2 separate regions of the Homo sapiens genome follow, and region 1 is linked to region 2. Evidence: chromatin loops called from intact Hi-C (ENCODE). Cell type or tissue: OCI-LY7. All regions are shown on one strand.

Region 1 (5,000 bases), 120 kb before region 2:
AATAGCAGTGAAATCTTCTGCAGCAACTTTAAAAAGCCACTCGTTTTAGAAAACCCCTGACTGATTCTAGGCTTGACCAGAATTGTTGTGATATTCTTAACAGACATCAGAAGAAGAGCTTAAACACCATAGAAAGTATTCAGCCCTCTCATTCCTTCAGTGAATGTTTCTGAGTGCCAGTTATGCGTCATGCACAGATGAAATGCAATTGAGATGGCATTCTTGAAGGGGAAGCGTCAATTTCAAGTCAATAATTGTAAGAGTAGTAAAGGCTGTGGTAGAGGTTGTATAGTGCATATAGCACTGAAGTACGAAGAAGGCACCTAATTCAGCTCATTGCTTAGGGAACAGTAGAGGAGTGGGGAGATCTTGCGGGTAGTTGTGAGATAATAGAGGGAGAGACAATTGGTTGTCAGGTGGTTATCTTTTTCTAAAGTTAACTGGAGTTTTACTTCATATTCAAAATCTTGTGTGAATAATTAAGAGTAAAGAATATATTGCTTTTGGTATAAATAGTTGCATCTGATGAAGAAGATAAAGAATCTCTCTGCTACAGTGTAACTTGCCTTGGCAGGGGATTGTTGCATTTAATTTTGTTTACTCAGAGCCTAAAACAGTGTCTGACTCATAGTATGTGCTCAGTAAATATTTGTTGGATTGTTAAACTGATAAAGGTACTGAGATGGCTTTTAAAGAAAAGGAATGGAAATTGTGTAGGGTATTATGGGCTTAATAATTTTTGTTAAATTCCTTTCTTTTAAAAGAAGTATAATTACAGTATTAAACAGGTAAGATTTGTTAAAGTGAAGCTTCAGAAATAAAAAAATATATATAAAAAGAAGTGACAAAATTATAGCTCACTGCAGCCTTGAACTGGGCTCCAGGGATCCTCCCGCCTCAGTCTTCTGAGTAGCCAGTACTACAGGCGTATGTCACCATGTCTGGCTAATTTTTACATTTTTTGTACAGATGGGGTCTCACTCTGTTGTGGAGGCTGGTCTTGAGCTCCTGACCTCAAGTAATCCTCCTGCCTTGGCCTCCCAAAGTGCTGGGATTACAGGTGTGAGCCACCGCCAAGCTGGCAGATGTCTTTACAAGGTGGTGATTTTATCTTTTTTCCAGAAGAGGGATTGCTGGGTCCTGTAGTAGTTCAGCAGAAGAATGGATAAAGAAAATGTGGTGTGTATACATATATGCAATGGAATATTATTCAGCCTTACAACGGGGGAGATAATGCCGTGTGCTACAACATGGATGGGCCTGGAGTACATTATGCTAAATGAAATATGTCAGACCCAGGAAGAACAAGTTGCATGATCTCACTTATATGTAGAATATATATTTTTAAATGCTCGGATACACAGAGAATGAAACAGTGGTTACCATGGGTGGGGTGGGGGTAGAGGAAATGAGGCAAGGTAGGTCAAAAGACACAAAATAGCAGATATATAGAATGAACAAGTCTAGAAATCCAATATACAATATGAGGACCAAAGTTAATAAAATTGTATTGTATTAGGGATTGTTGTTAAATACATGGATTTTAGCTGCTCCTGTTGCAAAGAGGTAAGTATGTGAGATGATAGATGCGTTAATTGGCTTCACTATAGCAACCATTTTACTATCTATATGTATTTCATCATATTGAGCACCTCAAATAAACACAGTACAATTTTATTTAAAAAGCTTGGTGGCGGGCACCTGTAGTCTCAGCTACTCAGGAGGCTGAGGCAGGAGGATGGCGTGAACCCGCGAGGCAGAGCTTGCAGTGAGCCAAGATTGTGCCACTGCACTCTAGCCTGGGCGACAGAGCGAGACTCCGTCTCAAAAAAAAAAAAAATGCTGACTAATAAGCCTTTTGGTGTCTGTCTCGTGGAAGTTATAGTCTATCTTGAGCTAGGTCTTTATTGTCCTGATTTATGTTGTTTATTGGATTTCAGGCTTTTAAGGACAAGTACCTCTTTGAATCTCTTGTAGATTTTGGGAAGGTATCTTACACGAGAATGGTGTTCAATGATTACTTGCTATAAGTTATATTGTTATTACAGTGAAATTAGTAAAAGATTGTTCTGATTATCAATTCCTACTGAAGATTTCTTAAATCTTAAAAAAAATTGAATGTAAAGGACTTTGAAAGCTTGCAGATTTTTGTCATCACAAGCAACGGGCACTTTATTTAAAAAAAACTTTTTTTTTTTTTTTAAATAGAGCTGTTGAAAAACCACAAACTGTAACTTTGTAGGCAGAACTGGTAAAGATCAAGATAGAGCCTTTTCCTTTTTCAGTTCCTTCTTAATTATCACTCGAATCTGAAGAAAAGCACACAACAACCAGTTTAGTTCATCTGATAGCCTTCTGCAGATATATATGATTCCAGAAATTACTCATTAAAATAATAATTTTATCTTGGTTTGGTAGCAGAAATGCACCAGCATGAGGGTGTGTTTAGTATACAAATTTACTATTAATTAGAATTAAGCAGTCCTTTAAAATTTTATCACGTGGGTAGTTATAAAAACTTAGATGACTTTTATTTTCTTAAGATTATCATCAAATTAATTATAAGTTATTTGAAATTAACTTACATGTTTATACAGGAAACATGGTTCAAATGAAAGCCAAATAAGTTCAAATGTGTTTTAATACACGGGAACATCATATGTCCTCAAGGTCTATGCATTAAAATTATAGGTGCTCTTAAACTTGCATGGAAGTGGTTCAGAAAGGATTCTTTTTTTTTCTTCTTCAAGATTACAGTGTATTTTAGATATGATATTTGGAAGAGGAAGTAATATAATATTTAGAAAATATTTTTGAAGGTCTTCATCATTTTTACTCATATTAAAAGAGCAATTTCTGTTTAATAATTATAAGCAGTTAATGAAGTTAATTTTTTTGGTTTTTAGAAAATAATGTCTTTAAAATTTTTTTGTTCTTATTACTTCAAGACTTGAGAACTAAGTTTTGGAGTCTTAGTTTTACTATGAAATGTGTGATTTTGTTGATGAATACCTGCAGAGTAATCACTGACAATAAGGAGCAGCACAATTTCATCAAGATTATGTGTTGGTTCTTTCACTGTGTACAGGTTTAGACATGTTAGAGAAGAAATAATAAGCTAAGAACTGTTACGTACAAAAATACTAGCTTCCAACTTTTAATGATTACTGTAGTGTTTGTTAGGGATGTTGACTGTATACCCTAAACGTGGAAATATTGAAATGGAATGCTAGTTGAAAGACAAAATTTTAATTTGTAAATATTTGTCTCATTTTAGCTTAATAGTTGAAGACATAAATGAGCCCGCAGTATAATGTTTAAGATGTCATTGTTCTAAATTTTGCCTTTGATAGAGCTGATATAGCTGTTTAAAATTCATTATAAAGCCCATTACTAAACCCATTGACTAATAATTTACTCTTCTTGGGGGATTATAAAATCTGTGGGTAATTTTTTTTTTTTTTTTTTTGAGACAAGGTCTCACTCTGTTGCCCAGGCTGAAGTGCAGTGACGTGATCTTGGCTCACTGCAACTTCCACCTCTTGGGCCCAGCATGATCTTCCCACCTCAGCCTCCCGAGTAGCTGGGATTACAGGTACACACCACCATGCCCAGCTAATTTTTGTAGAGATGGGGCTTTGCTATTTTGCCCAGACTGGTCTTGAACTCCTGAGCTCAAGCGACCTGCCTACCTTAGCTTCCAAAAGTGCTGGGATTATAGGTGTGAGCCACTATGACTGGCCAGTAATTTTTTGATTCATTTCTCTCAGTAATTGTCCAGATTAACAATGACCATTTTGTTTATAAATGGATATGGAGAGAAAGAGAGGAGATGGCATTCATATCAAATTTTCTACCTGAAACCTTGCATCACTTACTGCTACTTTCTTATGATATACTCAAAATATTGATCAAAGCATTAAAAATGTTTGAAGTCACTGAACTCTTCTGGAATGCCTTCCAAATCATGAAGATTAGAATTGCTTTCTAGTCATCTTATACATTTTAAGATGGCTTACACTTTACCTTTTCAGGGTATCTTAGTTCTTCAAAAACGTATAATTTACATTGTGTTTAATATATATGACAGACTAAACATATAATTTAAATTTATTTTAAAACAATTTTAAGTATGATTAAAGTCGATCTTTTTAAGGTATGGCTGAATTGGTCAAAACACAAAAATTATTTATGTATTGCTGTTAAGGGATTTTTCAATCTCATTCTGAGTTAAAAATTTAAAAGCTGGGTTTGAGGAGAGTAGATTGAGGGTGCTTTTGCCTAGTTTATGGGGAAGAGATGAATAAGCTGGTGCTCTCTAAGAGGTATCTTCCTCCCGCATGCTTTTTTTTTTTTTTTTTTTTTTTTGAGACGGAGTCTTGCTCAATCACCCAGGCCAGAGTGCAGTGGTGCGATCCCAGCTCACTGCAACCTCCACCTCCCGGGTTCACGCCATTCTCCTGCCTCAGCCTCCTGAGTAGCTGGGACTACAGGCGCCCACCACCATGCCCAGCTAACTTTTTTTTTTGTATTTTTAGTAGAGACGGAGTTTCACCAAAGATGGCCTGCTGGTTCTTTGCACCACCTCATGCCACCTGCATGAAGATGGTGCAGATACTTTCATTTTGGAATTTGTATTTTTGCCTTGTTTCACTTTTATCTTGAATATATTTGGTGTTTTTTTTTCATTTATTATATATTTAATATTTTTATGTTACTTTAAAATGTTTTAGCTTAATTCTTTAGTTCCTAATTTTACTTTTAATTGTATTTTGCTTCTTTTTATTATTTTATATTAATTTCTTTTATTTGGTTTTTTAAATTTTTTAAAGAAGTATTTAAGGCCAGGTATGGTGGCTCACACCTGTAATCCCAGCAATTTGGGAGGCTGAGGTGGGTGGATCACATGAGGCCAGGAGTTCCAGCAACCTGGGCAACGTGTGAAACTCCATCTCCACCAAAAAATACAAAAGTTAGCTGGGTGTAGTGGTGTGCACCTG
Region 2 (5,000 bases):
TCGACTGGCATGAAACAGTTTGTAAACAAGTGAGCAAACAAATAGCAATTATTTATTAGCTAGGGTTACATAATGGATAAAGTGAGTGGGTTTACAGGGTAGACAGTGATGGACAGGTTTCCATTTTATGTAAGGAAGGCCTCTCCAATGAGGTAGTATTTTGTTTGTTTGTTTTTTTGAGACAGGGTCTTGCTATGTTGCCCAGGCTGGTCTCAAACTCCTGGGCTCAATGGATCCTCCTGCCTTGGGTTTCCAAGTAGCTGGGACTATAGGCACACGCCGCTGTGCCCAACTCAGTGAGGTAGTATTTGAGCAGAGATCCAAAGAAAGTGAGGGAATAAGCTATGTGAGTGAAGCATAAGCTACTGTATTTGTGTATTAGAAATAAATCTGAGTATATGTTTTTGAAAAATATTGGTGTTTTATTTAATTTATATCCACCTCTTAATGACCAAGTAATCTGTTTGACTCAGTTTCTTTAAGTGTAGAGTAGGAGCAATAGTAGCCTTAATCTCATAGGGTTGATGTAAAGATTAAGGAAATACATATATATAAAGTGCTTAGAATGATATCTGCATAGAATATATGTTTAGTAATTATGAGCTATAATTTTATAATAGTTTATATTTAATTTTTTTTTTTTTTTGAGACAGAGTCTCACTTTGTTGCCCAGGCTAGAGTGCAGTGGTACAATCTTGGCTCACTCTAACCTCTGCCTTCCAGGTTCAAGATATTCTCCTACCTCAGCCTCCCAAGTAGCTAGGAGTACAGGCGCCTGCCACCACAACCAGCTAATTTTTGTATTTTTAGTAGAGACGGGGTTTCACTATGTTGGTCAGGCTGGTCTCGAACTCCTAACCTCAAGCAATCCACCCGTCTTGTCCTCCCAAAGTGCTGGGATTACAGGCGTGAGCCACCGCACCCGGCCTCTACATTTAATTTTATAATAGTCTACATCTGCAGTTAGAGTAAAAATTAACATTACTATCTTTTAACTTAGTATTTGGCTTTAAAAACAAATTGTTATCATAAAGGCTTAGTATTTTGGGGGAGTTGTTTTCTATGTTTGATGTCAATTTATTATCAACTGTTTATGACAATTCATGAAAACTTGATGGTGATGTCACCTCTAAGTTACCAGCTCTGTTTTGGTTCACTCTCTGGGACCGTTGGGCTGATAAAAGAAACATAATTCAAGTTCTCTTTCATGATCTTAGTCTTCTTTTATGGAGGAAGCTGCTTTACTTGAATCTGTCTTGAATAATTCTTTTATATATACAGTATATAAAATATATCTGCTATAAATTCCATGCATAGTGGCATTTAAGGTCAAGGACTCATTTCTTAACATAAATTAAAAGTAATTTATGTAAATTAAAAGTAAAATCAATGAATTTACTTGTTTTTAAGCTTTTTATACTCATATTTTTATATATCACGGAGACTATAATGTGTTTAATGTTCGAAATTAACGTTTTATCCATTTTTAATTTTTTAAGTATACAGCCCAACTCTTAATTTTTAGAGGAATATATGTAAAGGTGGCCTAACATTCATAATTCTATTGTAGTTTTAGAAATTTTGTCTCAGTTATTTACTTTTTGACAATCATGATTTTTCATAGTTATAAGAGAATGATAATTATAAACCTTACAGCTTGCTGTAGGTTTTAGTGGTGACACTCTCATTAGAGAATCAGCTAGCTTGAGGTTCCTTTTCTTTAGGTGCTGTTTGTGGTTAAAAATGATAATTTCTTGCCGGATGCAGTGGCTCACGCCTGTAATCCCAGCACTTTGGGAGGCCGAGGTGAGCAGATCACCTGAGGTCAGGAGTTCGAGACCAGCCTGGCCAACATAGCGAAACCCCATCTCTACTAAAAATACAAAAATTAGCCAGGCATGGTACCACGCACCTGTAGTCCCAGCTACTCGGGAGGCTGAGGCAAGAGAATCACTTGAACCCGGGAGACGGAGGTTGCAGTGAACCGAGATCACGCCATTGCACTCCAGCCTGGGTGACAGAGTGAGACTATGTCAAAAAAAAAAAAAATTAACCTTTAAAAGATGAAAAGTTTAAAATTAAAAAAATTAAGATATGTAAGCACAGATATCAAGAATATTGTTATGTTTTCAACATTCTAATAGGTTTTCTCCCTATATTTTAAAGTGTGGTATTGTGTTAGTACCTATTATTATATTTTTGCATGTTTGAGTTTAATGAATTGAGATATAATCAGTTTTTTTTTATTCTGTTGATTCATACATTATTCTGTTGATTTATACATTGTCAAGTACACATGGAACGGTTTCTGGTAATCCTGAACAAGAACATTGATTTTATCCATGCTGTAGGTAGGCCATAGATGTTTAAGCCCCAAGCGAATCTTGGTAGACTAGCAGAACATCATATTAGATTCTCGTGTATTCAAAGCAGAGGCATAAATCATGATATTACAAGGGGGTATCAGTTGACTTATTGCTGTTTTGTGACCATAGGTAGGTTGGATTGCTGTTTAAAGCCATGTCAGTGGTTCTCAAATCAGTCAGGCATGAAGCCTTGTCATATGCCTCTATAATTGTACCTCACCAGACTTTCTCTAACTATTCAGCTGGGGCTGTGCATTTTGTCTCAAACACCCGGCTGGCCAGCATCTGACAGGAGCTTTCTCATCATCCTGTCAGTAATATGTTAACTAGAGTGTATCTTTGTGGCCTGTAGAAGCAGGTGGAAGGGATGCTTCTTTTAAAAGCAGATGTCTGAATGTTAGCTATTATTTTGACCATTATTTAGTTAGTAAATTCACCCTCAGAAAGTCTATAAGCATATTAGTTACAGAGATTTGATTGTGTAGTGCATGTTGTTTTGGGGATATTTAGAGCAAGCAATATGTTATGAGTACTGGAATTACGTTAATAAACTGTAATTTCTTCCTTTGTTATAGTTGCCCCCAGGCATTTAAGCATATGCTTTTCTCTCCTCTCATTAATTCCATCAAGGGCATATGTAAAAAGAAATCTTTCGATCTCTGGAAAATCAGCTATTAAATATAGATTTTACAGGTTTAGTCAGACTGAAAGGCAGTCCAGAGGATTTTAACCTCTTCATCTGGATTATACATATTCTTGATTTGTCTCTTAATGGAGCCACCTGTGTCAGCATTTAATCTGAAACCCGAAGTGCAGAGACTCTTTCTGGAGATGAGGAATTGAACATTTGGTGAGAGAACAAAGATTACGTAGTCCTGCTTCCTAGTTAAGGTTATTAAAGTGTATTTTTGTGCCTCATGTTTTTAAAGCTGCAGCAGAGTGGTGCAGTTAAAAATTGTTATCATCTCTCAGGGAAAGATTCTAGAAGCAATTTTTAGATTTTTAATTCTTCCCCAAACCCGTAAGCAACCAGTTATGTCATCTGAAACTGAATAATTCTACTTACCAGTTTATCATTTCACCGGTACACAGCTATTCTGAACATTGTATTTTTAGTCAGTGCTAAGTGAATATGACTGGAGTGGGGAAATGGTACTGTTGAGGTCATCAGGAAGCAGTTTATTGGAAGGGATGTGTGAAGGTTATTTGGAGGAGACTTCTGTTACAGGAAAACTAGAGGTGTTTTTATCTTCCAACTCCTGTAGTGATAATGGCTCTGTTTTTCATGAAAATAAACACGTATTTCTGCCTTATGATTTAGTCCATTTGTGTTCTAAAAGTAAATAATTGGCTTTTAATTCACAATGAAGAATTTTTTAATTTAACAATTATGGAATTATCAAAGAGTTGTTATTAACTTGTCATTCCCCTAGGCTCTGTAAGCTTTGTTCCTGTATGATATCCACAGAAATGACCTTGGATGATTTCAGTTTACCAAGCATTTTTTTTTCTTTTTTCTTATCCTTATAGCTTACAGACAGTGATAATGTTAGTATTTTTTATATGGAACAGTGACAATTTTGTGCTGATAGTGTAATCAACATTAAATAAAAGAAAATAATGTATGTGTTGGTTTTGTTTCTTTAATAAAACTATTGAGGGCAGTGTGTTTATTTTAAAATGTACCTTCTATATTTATATGTTTTCACATACTATAATTTTTTTTTTCATTTTACAGTTAGGCAAGTTTTTCTCTTCCAGTGAGCTTTCTTATAGTGCAGTTTAGCTCATTGTTGACATCCCATTCAATACCGCCAAAATGCAACTCGCCATCTTTTCCCCATAGTCTCCTTCTCCTACTATAAAGGGCTAATTTGGTGAATCACTCCTCCCTCTCATCTGTTTTCCCCACCTACATCCTATAGGTTCTACCTCCTTAATCTTTTCTTCTCCGATTCCTGTTCTTCAACTGCCCACTGTCTTAGTTCAGCAGTTACTACTTCCCACAGATATTATTTTCAGATCATATATACTGAATTCACTTACATAAAATGATGATGTTATTAATAATTATAGCCAATATATAATATAGGGCATGCTTTGCGCTACTTACCCTACTGAGAAATTTATTTAAACTAACTCATTTAATTATTATGTATTATGTGGTAGGTACAGTTGTTATCCACGGTAGACAGATGAAAATGTGGATTTTGAAATTGAGAGGGAGTAAGTTGATCAAGGCCATAGTACTAGGAATTGGTTTAACCAGTTCTGTATGATTCCAAAGTATATGCTTACAACCTTTATGCAATTTTGCCTCTTACAATGACCATCTTATAAAACCAAATGCATCCTTACCTTCTGCCCCAATATAGTATCCCTTCCCTTAAGGAACCTCTGTTTATTATTTGAATTACTTACAGTGAAGTGACTTTTTTCCTCGTCTTTGCAGGTCTAGTCGATTATCTCTCAATGTGTCATATTTATACCTTTCTCTCATTTTGAATACCACTTTTAGGGCTAGCACTTATCTTCTGTTTGGACCTCTCATTTTCCATTTTCTCATCTTTTAGATTCATCCTATATGTAATTAATCCTTCAGAATAAAAAAAATCTATTGGTTACTCATTGCCT

What was found. A loop is a pair of places that touch in the nucleus more often than their neighbours do. Peaks named below come from ENCODE experiments on the same cell type or tissue, not always from the same donor. Only the 100,000 strongest peaks of a DNase experiment are listed, where the experiment ranks them.
Region 1: a loop joins it to region 2, with 8 times the contacts of the local background. A loop is called at or near these places in 5 of 110 quality-filtered maps.

What each region holds. Positions count from the first base shown.
Region 1 is chr1:197,759,111-197,764,110 of GRCh38, reverse strand. The region is part of intron 2 of DENND1B (DENN domain containing 1B); the gene reads left to right. Among named protein-coding and RNA genes, the nearest start is that of DENND1B, 14 kb to the left of the region's middle. In OCI-LY7, no CTCF peak of the experiment used is centred here; DNase peaks (open chromatin) are centred at 1,870 and 2,240; H3K4me3 peaks cover 1,254 bases; H3K27ac peaks cover 2,363 bases.
Region 2 is chr1:197,636,119-197,641,118 of GRCh38, reverse strand. All of the region lies in intron 10 of DENND1B (DENN domain containing 1B), which reads left to right. Among named protein-coding and RNA genes, the nearest start is that of DENND1B, 140 kb to the left of the region's middle. In OCI-LY7, no CTCF peak of the experiment used is centred here; a DNase peak (open chromatin) is centred at 2,618; H3K4me3 peaks cover 1,901 bases; H3K27ac peaks cover 3,020 bases.